Regions from separate parts of the Homo sapiens genome. Here region 1 is linked to region 2. Evidence: read pairs that join two places in POLR2A ChIA-PET (ENCODE). Cell type or tissue: IMR-90. All regions are shown on one strand. Each heading gives the region's core, and the rest is flanking DNA. Links, peaks and the distances in the headings are about the cores only.

The links. Peaks named below come from ENCODE experiments on the same cell type or tissue, not always from the same donor. Only the 100,000 strongest peaks of a DNase experiment are listed, where the experiment ranks them.
Region 1: POLR2A ChIA-PET joins it to region 2 with 7 read pairs; 3 of 35 experiments call an interaction of 5 or more read pairs at or near these places.

What each region holds. Positions count from the first base shown.
Region 1 is chr18:12,719,223-12,727,542 of GRCh38, forward strand. PSMG2 (proteasome assembly chaperone 2) reads left to right here. Exons shown (of 7, transcript NM_020232.5): 5 at 1,288-1,461; 6 at 5,277-5,397; 7 at 6,217-6,518. The coding sequence ends at 6,309. Among named protein-coding and RNA genes, the nearest start is that of PSMG2, 20 kb to the left of the region's middle. RefSeq lists an enhancer at 3,565-4,066. In IMR-90, for the core only: a CTCF peak has its summit at 8,026 (motif pointing right); a DNase peak (open chromatin) is centred at 8,039.
Region 2 is chr18:12,958,705-12,967,044 of GRCh38, forward strand. It overlaps SEH1L (SEH1 like nucleoporin), which reads left to right. Exons shown (of 9, transcript NM_001013437.2): 4 at 4,456-4,667. Among named protein-coding and RNA genes, the nearest start is that of SEH1L, 15 kb to the left of the region's middle. In IMR-90, for the core only: no CTCF peak of the experiment used is centred there; a DNase peak (open chromatin) is centred at 4,577.

The DNA of each region.
Region 1 (8,320 bases), core at 321-8,320, 240 kb before region 2:
TTCGTATTTGCAGAAATCCACTTGCCTAAAGGGTAGCTCCCTGGCATGTCAGAGTGAGTTCTTAAATGTAAGACAGAGTATCCCAGAAATAGAACTATAAGCTATCATTACCACATAAAGTTGATAACATATCATATAGAATACTCTTATACTCTAAGATGTAGCTTTTATTTATTTATTTTTGAGACGGAGTCTTGCCCTGTCACCCAGGCTGGAGTGCAGTGGCATGGTCTCAGCTCACTGCAACCTCCACCTCCTGGATTCAAGCGATTCTCCTGCCTCAGCCTCCTGAGTAGCTGGGATTACAGGTACCTGCCGCCACGCCAGACTAATTTTTGTAATTTTAGTGGAGGCTGGGCTTCACTGTGTTGGCCAGGCTGGTCTCAAATTTCTGACCTCAGGTAATTCGCCTGCTGGGTCTCCCAAAATGCTGGGATTACAGGCATGAGTCACTGTGCCCGTCCCCAGGATGTAGCTTTTTTTTTTTTTCCTCTTTTTTTTTTTGAGACGGAGTCTTTCTCAGTTGCCCAGTTCTCAGTTGCCCAGGCTGGAGTGCAGTGGCGCAATCTCGAGTCACTGCAACCTCTGCCTCCTGGGTTCAAGCGGTTCTCCTGCCTCAGCCTCCCGAGTACTTGGGACTACAGGCGCATGCCACCACACCCGGCTAATTTTTTGTGTTTTTAGTAGAGACAGGATATTGGCCAGGCTGGTCTCGAACTCCTGACCTCAGGTGATTTGCCTGCCTGGGCCTCCCAAAGTGCTGGGATTACAGGCATGAGCCACCACGCCCGGCCCCAAGATGTAGCATTTAGATCATTTATTTTTTATTTTTTATTCTTTTGGGGATGGAGTCTCACTCTGTCACCCAGGCTGGAGTGCAGTGGCACAGTCTTGGCTCACTGTAACTGTTTTAGATGATGTAGATCATAACTTTTATCACTTAGACACCTATAAAACCAGGATGAAAAAATACCAACAAGCCAAGAGTTACCTTTCAAAATGAGCTAATTTCCAGGACTTTCACAAAAGACATTACAGGCTTCATGGCAGAAGGGAGGAAAGCTGTGGGAAATTTTTGCAATGGGCTTGCCTAAGTGTTTCTGTCTTTTTATATTGTCTCCTAAGTAAGTAAGTAAGTAGCAAATCAGAGCAATATTTTTTACTTAAGTCTGCTGAAACTTGTGTTTTGCCTGTGCAGCAGAATATATGGAGACCAAGAGAATTTTAGCTAAAGAACCGATGTTTGCTTTAGAGTTTTTAAAAAGTTAACTATATGATTATTTCTAGTACTCCCTTCCGGTACCTACTTACACCTTCCATGCAAAAAAGTGTTCAAAATAAAATAAAGAGCCTTAACTGGGAAGAAATGGAAAAAAGCCGGTGCATTCCTGAAATAGATGATTCCGAGTTTTGTATCCGCATTCCGGGAGGAGGTATCACAAAAACACTCTATGATGAAAGGTGAGTTTGTTTGCCTGTTCATTTGTTTCCCACTTTACTTAAAAATGAAATTAATGCAGTGAGCTGAGATCGTGCCACTGCACTCTAGCCTGGGTGACAGAGCAAGACTCTGTCTCAAACAAAAAACAACAACAAAAAAAACAAAATTAAGTCAGAGAATGTATTGGATTACTTACTGAAACTTTGAGAATATATTGCTAGGCCGGGCACGGTGGCTCACACTTGTAATCCTAGCGCTTTGGAAGGCCGAGGCAGGCGGATCACGAGGTCAGATCAATCAAGACCAGGAGATCGAGACCATCCTGGCTAATATGGTAAAAACCTGTATCTACTAAAAATACAAAAAATTAGCTGGGCGTGATGGTGGGCACCTGTAGTCCCAGCTACTCGGGAGGCCGAGGCAGGAGAATGGTGTGAACCCGAGAGGCGGAGTTTGCAGTGAGCCGAGATCGCGCCACTGCACTCCAGCCTGGGAGACAGCAAGACTCCGTCTCAAAAAGAAAAAAAGAAAATATATTTACAAAACTGGTACTATTGTAGAGCTCTTGCATTTAGGGGAAAGATTTAAACTTGGTTATAGAAGAACTGGTTTCTCAAAAGCCATATTTAATGCTTTTATTTTGTGTGACTTTTTAGGGATTCTAATACTTATTCTTTGCAACCTCTACACGCGCACTTTTTTTTAATTGTGGTAAAATATACATCGTGCAAAATTTACATTTATCACACATTTTAACTATATTTAAGCGTACAATCAAGTGCCATTAATTCACAGCATCTGCATCCATCAGCACTGTCTACTTCTAGAACTTTGTCGTCATACTAAATTAAAAAATCTGTACCCATAAATAATAACTCCCAACTTTATTTCTGTAAAATTGGTGTTGATGTTCCCATTTTCATTTCTTATTTTAATAATTTGAGTCTTTTCTTTTTTTTCCTAGTCAAGCTAGCTAAAGATTTGTCAGTTTTGTTTTTCTTTGAAGAACCAGTTTTGATTTTGCTGATTATTGTTTTTCTATTCTCTATTATTCTATTATTCTCTATTATTTCTCTCTTACCTAATCTTTATTTTTTTCCGCTAGCTTTGGATTTGATTTGCTTTTTTTTCTCTTTTCCAAGGTGTAAACTTAGGTTATTAATTTAAAAGTTTTTTTCTTTTTTACTGAATGTGTTTACAGCTGTAAATTTTCCTCTTAGTGCTGTTTTCACTGCATGCCCTGGGATTTGACATGTCGTGTTTTCATTTTCACTCATCTCAGTATTTTCTCATTTCCCTTGTGTTTTTGTTCCGTGTTCCTCTCTTGTCCCCCTTGCAAACACCTACCTCCTTTCTAAGAGTCAACTTACCCTTCACCTCCTGTCTGCAATCTTGCCTTTTCCTGTCTTCTAGACAAGGAAGTTGCGTCTGCACTCCCACTGCACTCCACCTCTTCTATACTTTGTTGCACTTACTTTACCAATCAATCCTCCTAAACTTTTGCTTCTGACCAAGACAGAGTAACTGATATCAGACTTGCCCTCCTGCCATAAAAATACTGGAACCTGACAATTTATGAAACAACTGTTTTCCAGACATTGGACTACAGGCAGCACATAGCTGTCATCCCTAAGAGAAGGCAAATTTTAAGTCTACAGTTGCCTGGCTTTCTGCTTGAGATACTTTCTGGACTGCAGCACAGGGAGCGGAACCCAAGCAGAGCTGAGTGGAGGAAATCAGTTAAGACTACAGGGAGGCCGAGGCAACTGGAAATACAGGGCAGAGAATCCGAGGGCAGGGGTGCTGCTCATCAGAGTCCAGGGGTCTGTTTCCTTGGGTCTGTCTTCTTGGGTATAGGGTGAAACTATGAGGACAGGCAAAGAACAGCTTCTGGTTAGCTATAAGCTTGCCCACAAAGTTAGCGGTGATAAACAGAAAGTATTATAAAAGTTAGACCTACTCAGCATCAAACATTCAGGAAATGCGGATTTTACCCTGAAGAAACAATATTTAAAATACTCAGTTGTATCAACCAGAATAAAATAGTTCCAAATAAAAAAGTAATAATAATAGTCATCCTCTGCCTTTCTTTTTAGCAGAAGACCAGAGGGTAATATTGAAATGATTATCCCACACTGTGTGACAAACTAATAAGAGGCGCGATAAGCTGAAGAGCATACCCCTGCGCTTTCCAAGTTAGAGCCTTGAAAATGCAAGCACAGCCTCGGAGCCAGCCTTCTCCAGGCGAGAGCCTTGCCTGAGGCCATCACAGCAGACGCATTTAGGAACTGGAATTTTCTGAGCCATCAGAGCTCATAGTGGTTCCATACAAAGATTGAGAGCCCCTAAGGTGTTTGAGAACCAAGTACTGGGCTAGGGTGAGTGAGGCTAACAGTTTCTACTTTGTAGTTTTTAGAGACAGAAACTAAAGTTAGCCTGGTATCATCTGAGACTTCCGAATGTATATATCAGAGTCTCCTCGGTGCCTTTCCTTCCTTAGAACTCGGCTCACTTTTATTTCTGTAGCTCTCTTCTCTGTCAGTCTCGTGCTTTCAAGTTTTGGCATGGCATTTTTCTCATAGTTCTTGGTTTTAGGGTGTTAGGAGTAATTTTTGCATTTATTGGCAAGCAGGAAACTTTTTGCCTTGGTGTATCTCCATCTCATCACTAGCTTGAGGCGTTTATAGTATGATAGGAGACTATGTTTTGGAGTTAGAGAGACCTAACTAGATATAGTTAGATATAGAGACCTTACTAGATATAGAACTTTGGGCATGTTAACTATGTATTAAATCTTTTTTTCTTCATTTGCGACAGAGTCTTGCTCTGTCTCACGCAGTTCTCCTGCCTCAGCCTCCTGAGTACCTACAGGCACATGCCACCATGCCCAGCTAATTTTTATATTTTTAGTAGAGACGGGGTTTCACCATGTTGGCCAGGCTGGTCTCGAACTCCTGACCTCAAATGATTTGCCCACCTCGGCCTCCCAAAGTGCTGGGATTACAGGCTTGAGCCAGCGCGCCCAGCCTGTATTCAATCTCTTTAAACCTGTTACCTCATAAAAGTAGCTAATACTTCTTTCATATTTACTGTGTGGTCACTGTTTTAAGCATTTTGCCTCCACTACCTCCTTTCAGCCTCACAACAACCTGTGAAGTAGGTTCCATTATCATCCCCCTTTTATAGATGAGGAACACCCCTGGTTAAGTAACTTGCCCAACATATCTGGTAAGTTGAAGAGCTAGAATCTGAATCCTGGTGTCTGTCTTTGTTCCCGTTATTCCAAACTGATTCACTTATAAAATGGAGCTAATTATAGCTTCTTCAGGATTATTACAGGGATTGTCATAAAATTTGCAGATAATGCTTAACACATAATAACCACTCAGCGTTTTCGGAAGAAGTAGGAACTTTTATTTCCTTTAATGATTCCATTCTCTTCCACAGTTTCCCTCACTGCTTTAGATAGTAACTAGGTGTTATTTTCTTTCAGTCTCTGCTGTGGTGCTTCTGAAAATTACTGTCTTCTGAAGTAGGTTTGGGGAGTAGGTCAGAACATACCTTATCTGCTGTAGCCAAGGACAGAAAGGCTGGTTTTTCATGCAGCCATGGGGTGAGGCATGATTGTGCGTGTTCCCCAGTGGGTGTTACAGGGGCCTGCTCTCACAAGTAGAAAACTCTGTGTGGGGCGAAGGGAGATGATAAGTGATCTTATGGTGTGGCGTCTTTTCCTTTCCTAAACCAGGTAGGTTATCGTAGCTGTAAAAACAGACACACTAGAGTCAGCTCTTGTACCCTATGAAAGAATACTGATTCTTATTTTTATTTCTTGTAGCTGTTCTAAAGAAATCCAAATGGCAGTTCTGCTGAAATTTGTTTCAGAAGGGGACAACATCCCAGATGCATTAGGTCTTGTTGAGTATCTTAATGAGTGGCTTCAGATACTCAAACCACTTGTAAGTTCTATTATAGCTTAAGCCTCTTCTTTGTCTGGTTGTATTCATTAACTCGCACTTTATATACTACCTAAGTAGACCAAGTAAGTGAACGTTTGTATTAAATATAGACATATCTTTACATAAAATTTAGTTTAAGCTGAACTTTTGAAAATTAGAGGACAGTTAACCAACCTATTATTTACAGTTTTTTCATTAAAGCTGACTTTCCAAAAAGGAAAATCCTTAGTTCTTCATTGTACTTACTATTCATGTTAGATTAATTATGCCAGACATAGTCTTGCAATAATAAACAAGCCTTCTGTGGAATTCAGGAATTTTTTTAGGGAAGTAAAAAGTATTGCTATGTGAGCAATACTGTAGCTATTGAATATGTATTACAGTTGATATTTTTCTCTATTATGAAATGAGAGCATTACACCCAGGGAAGTGAGTTAGCCTTTAGGCATAACAGAACACTGAGCATAAGGCTGCTTTCTAAGATGGGTAACTAGCTTTTTAATTCATGCTTTTGCCAAGAACAAATTGATACAAATCACATAATGCTGATTTTTTTTTTAATCCCTATTCTTTTTGAATGTGATTTTCCCTAATAAACTTCATCTACAGCCTTTCTGGCATATCTTTATAATTTGGAACTTAAAGAAATTTATCTTCAGTTGACATGAAGACAAAGAAACTTTATTTTTCCTTAACAATAAAACCTGGCTATAAAAGTGCCAACCAAAAGGAACACAAAAGGAGAGTTTTATAATTCACTTTAAAAGGAGATTTGATGGTAAAGTTTAAAGATTAAAATATTTTGTTCTTCAATTACAGAGCGATGACCCCACAGTATCTGCCTCACGGTGGAAAATACCAAGTTCTTGGAGATTACTCTTTGGCAGTGGTCTTCCCCCTGCACTTTTCTGATCTAATTTCTGTTTTATACCTTATACCCAAAACACTTACTACCAACACAGCTGTTAAACATTCTATACAAAAAAATTGTATGATCTGGTATTAGGAAATTACTTTCACAGTAAATATCAAAGAAAAAAGATTAAGGGTCTCTTTGCCATGCTTTTCATCATATGCACCAAATGTAAATTTTGTACAATAAAATTTTATTTCCTAAGTAATTTTGTCTTAAATGTATTTTTTTTAATTTCAGACTCTCTATTAGCTTCCTAGTTTGTCTCTAATAAATCACCACAAACTTAGTGACTTAAAACACACCAGTTTAATTTTTTCATTAACTAATTAATTAATTTTCATTCTGTATTTTAAGTAAAATGAGACGAGGTCTTGCCATGTTGCCCAGGCTGGTCTCAAACTCCTGGGCTCAGGCAATCCTCCTGCCATGTCCTCCCAAAGTGCTGAGATTACAGGCATTACACCACTATGCCCAGCCACAAATTTGCTTTTAAATTCTGACTTCTGAGTTCTAGGAGTCAGAAATCCAACAGTGGGTCTGACGAGACTAAAATCAGGGTGATCGCAGGGCACTGCTCCTGAGGAAGGCCTTAGGGAGAATTTGTGTTCTGCTGTTTCCAGCTTCTAGAGGCTGCCATATTATTTGGCTCATGGGCCCTTCTATCTTCAAAGCCAGCAGCTTAGCATCTTCAAATCTCTCAGTTATAAAAGGACCCTGTGATTGCATTGGGCCCACCCCAATAATCCAGGATAGTTTCCCCATTTTAGAATAATTTTACTATAAAAGAAATAATAAAAATAGTTATCATTTTCGAGTGCCTGCTGCATACTAGTCACTGTTCACCCCTAGTCTTTGGGATGTACGATTTCACTGTGTTACCTCTGTGCCTTGGCTCTCTCATCTGTAACACAAGGGCTTGTAATATTTAAGGATACAACTACTTCCCAGCACTCCGGAAAGGTTTCCTTTTGATATGTAAATCATGCTGGATTCTGTGGCCTATTTCTGTTTCCCTTTTGGTTAAAATATGAAATGGGGGTTGACATCAGCAAGATGGCAAAATAGGAAGTACCAGTCCTCATTACCCCACAGAGACACCAGTTTAATTTATAGACCAGGATACCAGAAACCAGTTAAGTTGCAGTATCCCCAGGTGAGTGCAAAATTAAGAACAGCCACGTTGAAATGAGTAAGAAGAGTCATTTCACTTTACTCCACCCAGGATGACAGCCCAGCATGATGGCGAGTACGCCAGCTCCTGGCTTTTCCCTGGGTTGAAGGGGGCAGACTCGGTGAGGGGGAGAGAGGTAGAGAACGTTGGAGCATGTGACCAAGATTCTGACTCTTTCGTCTTGTCTGACTTGGAATACTGACAGAACTGGCATCCTTTGGATGTCTGGAGTCTGCTAAAAGCACGGGAGAGTTGGAGGATCGTTTGCCGTGCCACCAGAGCCTGTAGTACCACAGACAGGCCAGTGTGGCTGGACACCACCAAGAGAAATCACCCAACTTGCATTTTCTCTCCCAGGAGGAATGGAACTTACACGCCAGCATTGCAGCTTTTTGTAGTGCTGCCCAAGGGACTGTTGCCCATCTCATCTAACTTGGGGTGCTTATAGGAAGCTGTCATGCTTTGCCAGAGAGCCACTGAGAACAAAGGGGCGACTTGCAGCTGCAGCACTAGGGAACGTGCAATTCTGAAGACAGACACCAGAGGGAGCAAGAGATTACAAGATGAAAAACCAGCAACCTTCAGTTGGGAAATAACACAATCCTAAAAAGTTGAACTTGGAAAAACATTTAAGAGGTTTCAGAATCTCTACCTGGGCTAGCTGGTGAAGGTCTGCCCTGTACAAAGCCAGTATGCAAAGATTGGGAGTGGCCGAGTGTAGTGCCTTACACCTATAACCCCAGCACTTTGGGAGGCTGAGGTGGGAGGATCACCTGAGGTCAGGAGTTCGCGACCAGCCTGACCAATATGGTGAAACCCCATCTCTACTAAAAATA
Region 2 (8,340 bases), core at 305-8,304:
ATTCCATTGTGTGTGTATACCACATTTTGTTTATCCATTCATTTGTAGATGGACCCTTGGGTTGTTTCTACTTCGTGGCTATTGTGAATACTGCTACTATGAGCATTGTTGTACAGATAAATGTTTGAGACCGTGCTTTCGATTCTTTTGGAAATATACCTAGGAGTAGAATTGCTGGCTCATATGGTAGTTCTATGTTTCACGTTTTTAGGAACTGTCAGACTTTTCCATAGCAGCTACACCATTTTACATTCCTACCAGCAATGCTCAAGGGTTCCAGTTTTTCCAAATCTTCATCAGCACTTGTTGTGGTGCTATTTATTGTAGCCATCCTAGTGACTGTGTTGTGAAGTGGCATCTCCATTGTGGTTCTGATTTGCATTTCTCTAATAATTACTGATGTTGACCTTATTTTCATGTGCTTATTGGTCAATTGTATGTCTTCCTGGGGAAAATACTATTCATATCCTTTGCCCATTTTTTTAAATTGGGTTTTTTGTTGTTATAGGAGTTCTTTATATATTCTGGATATTAATCCCTTATCTGTTATAGGTTGAGTATTCCTTATCCATAATGCTAGGATCCAGAAATGTTTTGGATTTTGGATTTTGGATTTTGCAATATTTGCATTTATACTTACCAGTTAAGCATTCGCCTACTTATTTATTTACTTAATAGAGTTGCCCAGGCTGGTCTTGAACTCCTGGGTTCAAGCGATCCTCCACCTTGGCCCCCCAGAGTGCTGGGATTACAGGTGTGAGCCACCGTGGCCAGCCCCAGTTAAGCATTCTAAATCCAAAAACTTGAAATTCGGTATGCTTCAATAAGCATTTTCTTTGAGCATCATGCCAGTGCTCAAAAAGTTTTGGAGTTTGGAGCATTTCAGATTTCAGATTTTTGGATTTGATATGCACAACCTGTAAATGATTTGCAAATATTTTCTCCCGTTCTGTGGGTTGCCTTTTTCACTCTTGATGGTTTCCTTTGATGCACGAAATTTTAAAATTTTGAAGTCTAGTTTATCTAAATTTTTTTCTTTTGTTTCCCATGCTTTTGGTGTTATATCCAGGAAAGCATTGCCAAATCCAGTGTCATGAAGACTTTCCCCAATGTTTTCTTCTAAGATTGTTATAGAATCCTCAATTCAGGCTTGTATCCCCAATGTGGAGCTGAGAGCAAACACTGAGTCACCGGTACTTGGAGATAGAGAAAGGTTTATTCGATTTGGCTAAAGCAAGAAGATGGGAGGGCAAGATCTCTCGAATCCATCTAAACAAAAGGAAGCATTGGGTAGATTTTATGTGACTAGATCTAGTAAGGGAGGGGGAGTTTCACAGAATCCAGTGGAAAAGTCTGTGTTTCTTTGGTCTCAGGTAACGCCTTGAGCAACCAGATGTCTGGTTGTTAGCAGCTGGTCACAGTGTCCTTAAAGCCATTCATTTCTTCTGGCAACATTTTTCTTTACATGACGCTGAAGTTATCTTCTCTTGATTGACAAAGAAGCAGTACATCAACAGTTTATCATTATATTGTGGCAACAAGGGATATTCAGCAAAAAGTGAGTGGTTAACATGCGCAAGCAAGCAAGGGCCTGATACAAATTATTTATTTCAGTCATTAAAAAATGTTAGGGTGCTGAAATCTAGTTTTCCCAGCACCATTTCTTGAAAAGACCATTCTTTCCCCTGTTGAATGGTCTTGACACCTTTGTTGAAAATAATGGCTATATATATGGAGGATTGCATTCTGGGCTCTCTTGTGGACATTTATCTGTATGTCTCCTTGTCCTAATAGCACACTGTTTTAATTCCGGTAGCTTTGTAGCTTGAGTGGCTATTCAGACTGTTTTACAGCTCTTCTCAGGGGAGGAGTATGTCTGATTGCCTTTGCACTAGGGCTTCCCTAAGCCAAACAGCTGCTTATGGGGAGGAAGGAATAGAAATTTATAGAATTATAAAAGTTTTTTTGGCGTTAAGTCTGAGGTGTGTCAGTTCAGTATACTATAGATTGGATTTGGGAGTGGTGGCATAAGAAGGACTTTTCTTTGAATTTCAAGATACTTATTTGTATTTAGTTTAGTCATCTTTCATTAATATATTAGCAGTGGCAAATCCATATGGGTCTGCAGCAGCCTCATTTCTTGCCTCTTCAAAAGAAAGAATTCCACCTAGGGGCATAAGGCAGAGTAAGAGACTAAGATAAGTTTTAGAGCCAGAGTGGAAATTTGTTAAAAAATTTTACAGCAGAAATGAAGTAAAATACATTTGGAAGAGGGCCAAGTGGGTGACTTGAGAGAGTCAAATGCATGGTTTGATCTTGGACTTGGGTTGTTACACGTTGGCATGCTTCCCAGGGGTTGCGTCTCTTCTCTGATTCTTCCCTTGGGGTGGGCAGTCCGCATGTGCAGTGGCCCACTAGTGCCTGGGAGGGGCTGCGTGTGCAGTGTGTTTACTGGAGTTGCGCAGATGCTCACTTGAGGCGTTTTTCCCTTAACAGAATGTTCCTAGAAGGTCATAGATCAGTTAAGCTCCACCATTTTTCCTCTTAGTGCACATGCTTGAGCCCAGTCATCCAACTCCTCAGATCTTATCAGGAAGCTGCTGATCACCAGTTTCAGGTGTTTCTATCTGTTGGGAGACTACCTTTCCCTGGCACTGGCTGCAACCAATGATTAGTTTAGAGAGAAAGTTTAACAACTGCCTGATCATCACCTGATGGTTGCTTGACATTCCTGGTGGGGTGGGGTCCTCTGCTGCCCTGCTCATGTCTGACTACCTACTGTAACAAATGCATTTATTTTCTCAACATTTGTGTTTGTATTAATTATTCAGTGGTGTCTGTAGACAAAAGTTTGCTAAGATGTTATCTTTGAAGTTTATGTAATATTATCCTTTTAATGTTGAGACTCTTTAAGAAGGATTTTGGTAACCATAGACAGTAATCTGTTGATTGCTAAACTTTATTGACTTAGTTTTTTTTTGAGACAAAGTCTTGCACTGCCACCCAGCCTGGTGTGCAGTGGCATGATCTCGGCTCAGTGCAGCCTCCGCCGACCACACTCAAGCGATTCTCCTGCCTTAGCCTCTCTAGTAGCTGGGATTGCAGGCGCCCGCCACAATGTCTGGCTAATTTGAATATTTTTAGTAGAGATGGGGTTTCACCATGTTGGACAGGCTGGTCTTGAACTCCTGACCTCAAGTGATCACCCGCCTCAGTCTCCCAAAGTGCTGGGATTACAGGCGTGAGCTACTGCACCTGAGCTTATTGATGTTTTTAGTAAAGTTTCATCTTATCTGTGTGCCAGAAGATAACTTTTAAATGTGATGTTGGAATTTTACAGTGATCATAAAGCTTGCTTTCTACCATTCTTTTGGTCCCTGTTAAAAGCCTTCACTTAAAAGTGCATGGTAGCTGGGTGCAGTGGCTCACACCTGTAATCCTAGCAACTCGGGAGGCTGAGGTGGGAAGATCAGTTGAGGCCAGGAGTTTGAGACCCATCTGGGCAACATAGTGAGACCCCCCCATCTCTATAAAAATAAGAAAAATTAGCTGGGCATGGTGGCAGGTGCCTGTCATCCCAGCTACTGGGAAGGCTGAGGCAAAAGGATCACTTGAGCCATGATCATGGTACTGTACTCCAGCCTGGGTGACAGAGCAAGACCCTGTCCCTAAGAAAAAAAAAAAAATAATAATAATAGTGGTCCAAATGGGATTAACAGAAAATTATTCTTGAGAGAAGAAATTGCATGCCTTTCTTTTTTTTTTTTTTTTTTTTTTTTTTGAGAGAGGGTCTTACTCTGTCACCCAGGCTGGAGTGCAGTGGTGCGATCTTTGCTCACTGTACCTTCTGCCCCACTGGCTCAAGCGATCCACCCGCCTCAGCCTCCGGAATAGCTGGGGCCACAGGCGTGCACCACCACACCTGGCTTTTTTTTTTTTTTAGTTTTTAGTAGAGACGGTGTCTTGCCATGTAGCCCAGGCTGGTCTTGAACTCCTGAGCTCAAGCAGTCTGCCTGCCTCGGCTTCCCAAAGTTTTGGGATTACAGGTGTAAGCCATCACGCCCAACTCATTTACAGTTAAAGGGTCTAATGCTTGCAGCATGCTTTGTGTGACAAAACTTCTTGTCTGAAAATTCTAACATTTTCTTTTTTTTTTGTGATCAGTTTGCTTAAGAGAGATTACTTATATAACAAAGGTAGGCTTTTGGAGGTAGACTTTTTTTTCATTAAAGGGAGTAATTAATTATAGCTCACTAATTTGTTAGTGATTCCCAGCTATATATGTGGTATTTTGCCATGTACTTGTAGGAACTTGTGGCCCAGAGATGTATCCAAGCTTATATACCTAGTGAATGATAGAGGAGTTTCTGTGTGATTCCAGAGTCTGTGTGTCTTTTCCACTCTACCATGCTTTCTTTTTGTATATAATTTAAATTGTTATTATTTTTTTTTTAGGTTAAAAGGACAACTCTGGTGGATAGCAGAACATCTGTTACTGATGTGAAGTTTGCTCCCAAGCACATGGGTCTTATGTTAGCAACCTGTTCCGCAGATGGTATAGTAAGAATCTATGAGGCACCAGATGTTATGAATCTCAGCCAGTGGTCTTTGCAGCATGAGATCTCATGTAAGCTAAGCTGTAGTTGTATTTCTTGGAACCCTTCAAGGTAAGTTTACATATTAAACCTCTGATAACATCCTAGTAAAATAAACTAGTAACTTTTAAGCTAACAATTTGATAATTTATTCTCTCAAAGGTGCTTCTTCTCAAGATATATAGAGTATATGTTCTCCATTTTTCACCCAGGCATGTCATTTGTCCCTGTTTTCACTCAACAGAGGAAGCCGGCATTGTAAATATTTTCATGTGAACCTTTTGGATGTTTTCTATGCATATGCAAATAACTATTTAATGTTGTCATAAACACATATATGCAAACACGCCCAGATATTCACTAGCACAAGTAGACACAGAACACCAGATATTGAAACCCATACATTTGATTGATTGATTGATTGGTTGATTGAGACAGAGTATTGCTCATTTGCCCAGGCTGGAGTGCAGTGGCACCATCTTGGCTCACAGTAGCCTCCACCTCCTGAGTTCAAGCAATTCTCCTGCCTCAGCCTCCCAAGTAGCTAGAATTACAGGCATGCGCCACCACGTCTGCCTAATTTTTGCATTTTTAGTAGACATGGGGTTTTACCATGTTGGCCAGACTGGTCTTGAACTTCTAACCTCAGGTGATCTGCCTGCCTCGGCCTCCAAGAGTGCTGGGATGACAGGCGTGAGCTGCTGCACCCAGCCAGAAACCCTTACATTTTCCTTCCTTGCAATTAGCTTTTTTCACTTAAAGATACATTGTGGGCATTTTTCCATATATTAATATATCTAGTCTTACCTCATTTCTTTTTAACTGCTGCATAGAGCATGACTATATGAATATTACCATAGTTGCTTTTTATTAAACTGTTTTTAAACAATTATAAGAATCACTTGGTGAAGAAAAAAATTGAAATAATCCATAAGAATACAAAAAGAAAGGTAAAGTTCCTTTACCCCCTAAAAACAAATGCTGTCAATAGTTCTGTTTTCAGACTTTAATTCTGGTAGTCACTAGTATATTTTTAAAGGATTTACTTATACCTTTGGTTCTTGCTATGTTATCTTTTTTTTAAAAATTTTTATTCTGCTATTTTTCCACATGTTCTTGCTATGTTATCATTAAAGAATATCCAAACTGATAGAAAAGATGAATAGAGCACATTTATACAACTTCCACATCCCAAGGTATGACTAGATAGATATCTTATTTGTGGTGATGTTGATAGTTGTTGGAGTTATACTGGTAATTATTATAATTTCAAATAATATATATATCTCTACACATATTTATCAATTTTTAGACTATATATTTACTCCCGTCTCTTTTTTTTTTTTTTTTTTTTGAGATGGAGTCTTGCCCTATTGCCCAGGCTGGAGTGTGGTGGCATGATCTCGGCTCACTGCAAGCTCCGCCTCCTGGGTTCAAACGATTCTCCTGTGTCAGCCTCCCAAGTAGCTGGAATCACAGGTGCCCGCCACCACATCTGGCTAGTTTTTTTTGTATTTTTAGTAGAGACGGGGTTTGTCCATGTTAGCCAGGCTGGTCTTGAACTCCTGACCTCAGGTGATCTGCCCGCCTTGGCCTCCCAAAGTTCTAGGATTACAGGTGTGAGCCACTGTGCCTGGCTTCCCCTCTCTTAAAAAAGAGGGAATTAGTTTATTGCTTCCCCCTCACATTGCCCCTTCCATTTCCTCATTCTTTTTTTTTTTTTTTTTTTTTTGAGGTGGAGTCTCGCTCTGTCACCCAGGCTGGAGTGCAGTGGCGCAATCTAGGCTCACTGCAAGCTCCGCCTCCTGGTTCAAGCGATTCCCCTGCCTCAGCCACCTGAGTAGCTGGGACTACAGGTGCCTGCCACCACGCCTGGCTAATTTTTTGTATTTTTAGTAGAGACGGGGTTTCACCGTATTAGCCAGGATGGTCTCGATCTCCTGACCTTGTGATCCGCCCACCTCGGCCTCCCAAACTGCTGGGATTACAGGCATGAGCCACCTCGCCCAGTCCATTTCCTAATTCTTATATTGCTTGTATACTGGCAAGATTTATAATATTTACATTCTGTAAACATTTAACACATGTGTAAGTATTTTGTCTTTTGACTACAAATTGATTCTAAAAATTAAGTGGCAGCCAGCTTTACAATCTAGATTATGTAAGTATTCATTTGAGATGCCAATATGGAGATGGAATGGATGGCAAACTCTTCAAATACCTGAAAATGTCTTAATTTGACTCCATGCTTAATTGATAGTTTGGCTAGTTTTAGAGTTCCGAATGTAAGAATTTCAAAAGATACAGTTCTTGCATATTTTTAACTAGGTTTTATTAACGAGCTGTCGTCAGTCTGATGCTGGTTCTTTTGTAGGTAGCTTTTTCTTTTTGGAAGGTTTTAGGATTTTGCGTTATTATTCTGAGCTCTCTTGCACATATATTTTGACATTTTTTATGATGGATTTTGATAGCCAATGGAAATGAGTTTTAATGTAATCACATTTGTCAGGCTTTATTGTTGGAGTGCTTTTTGTGTTTTATTTGAGCAGTTTTTTCCACCTTGGGGTTGTCTAGTGTATTCATTAGAGAAAATTTCAGATACACCAGAAGTAACAGAAGTACAGTAGACAGACCCTTCCATACTCATCTCCCAGCTACAGTAACCCAAAGCTGCTGCTGTACTTTCCTCATTCCCCTTCTCCAGGAAAAACCCCAACCTGGATTATTATGTGTTGGCCTTTGTTGATTAATCTTACTTATCACTTACCATTTGTTTTTTATTTTTATTTTTATGGTTTTTTTTTTTTTTTGGAGACAGAGTCTTGCTCTGTCACCCAGGCTGGAGTGCAGTGGTGTGATCTTGGCTCACTGCAAGCTCCGCCTCCTGGGTTTAAGAGATTCTCCTGCCTCAGCCTCCTGAGTAGCTGAGATTACAGGCATGTGCCACCATGCCCGTCTAATTTTATATTTTTAGTAGAGATGGGGTTTCTCCATATTGGTCAGGCTGGTCTCGAACTCCTGAGCTCAGGTGATTTGCCGGCCTCGGCCTCCCAAAGTGTTGGGATTACAGGCGTGAGCCACCGCACCCAGCCACCATTTATTATTTATTATTTTTTATGTATTTGTTTTCGAGACACGTGTCACTATGTCACCCAGGCTGGAGTGCAGTGGCACTCCCTGGACCTCCCTGGGCTCAGGTGATCCTCCCACCACACACAGCCTCCCAAGTAACTGGGACTACAGGCATTCACCACCATGCCTTGCTAATTTTTTGTTATTTTTTGTGGATATGGGGTTTCGCCTTGTTGCCCAGAATGGTGTTGAACTCCTGGACTCAAGTAGTTTTCTTGGCTTGGCCTCCCAAAGTGCTGAGATTACAGGCATGAGCCACTGCACTTGGCCAATCCTGCTTGACACTCAGTGGTCCCTTTAAAAATAAATGTTATTGTCTCAAATTGGGGATATCTTATGATCCTTTGATAATTTCTTTTTATTCTCTTGTCTCTGTTCTGTCTTTCTGGCACTCCTATTTGATTATTCCAGGATTTACTCTCCATTTAAAACAAAATTGTTTGGAGATTTAGTACTCCATCTCCCAGATCTCCACTTTGTTCTCCAGGTATACATTTTTTCCCATCATTGAATTTTTGTATGAATGGCAATCATTTTTAATTGTTCAGAGTTTCTTTTTCTCTGATTACTTCTTTTTTATACCAGTTTTTGTTACATGTATTACACTATTTCC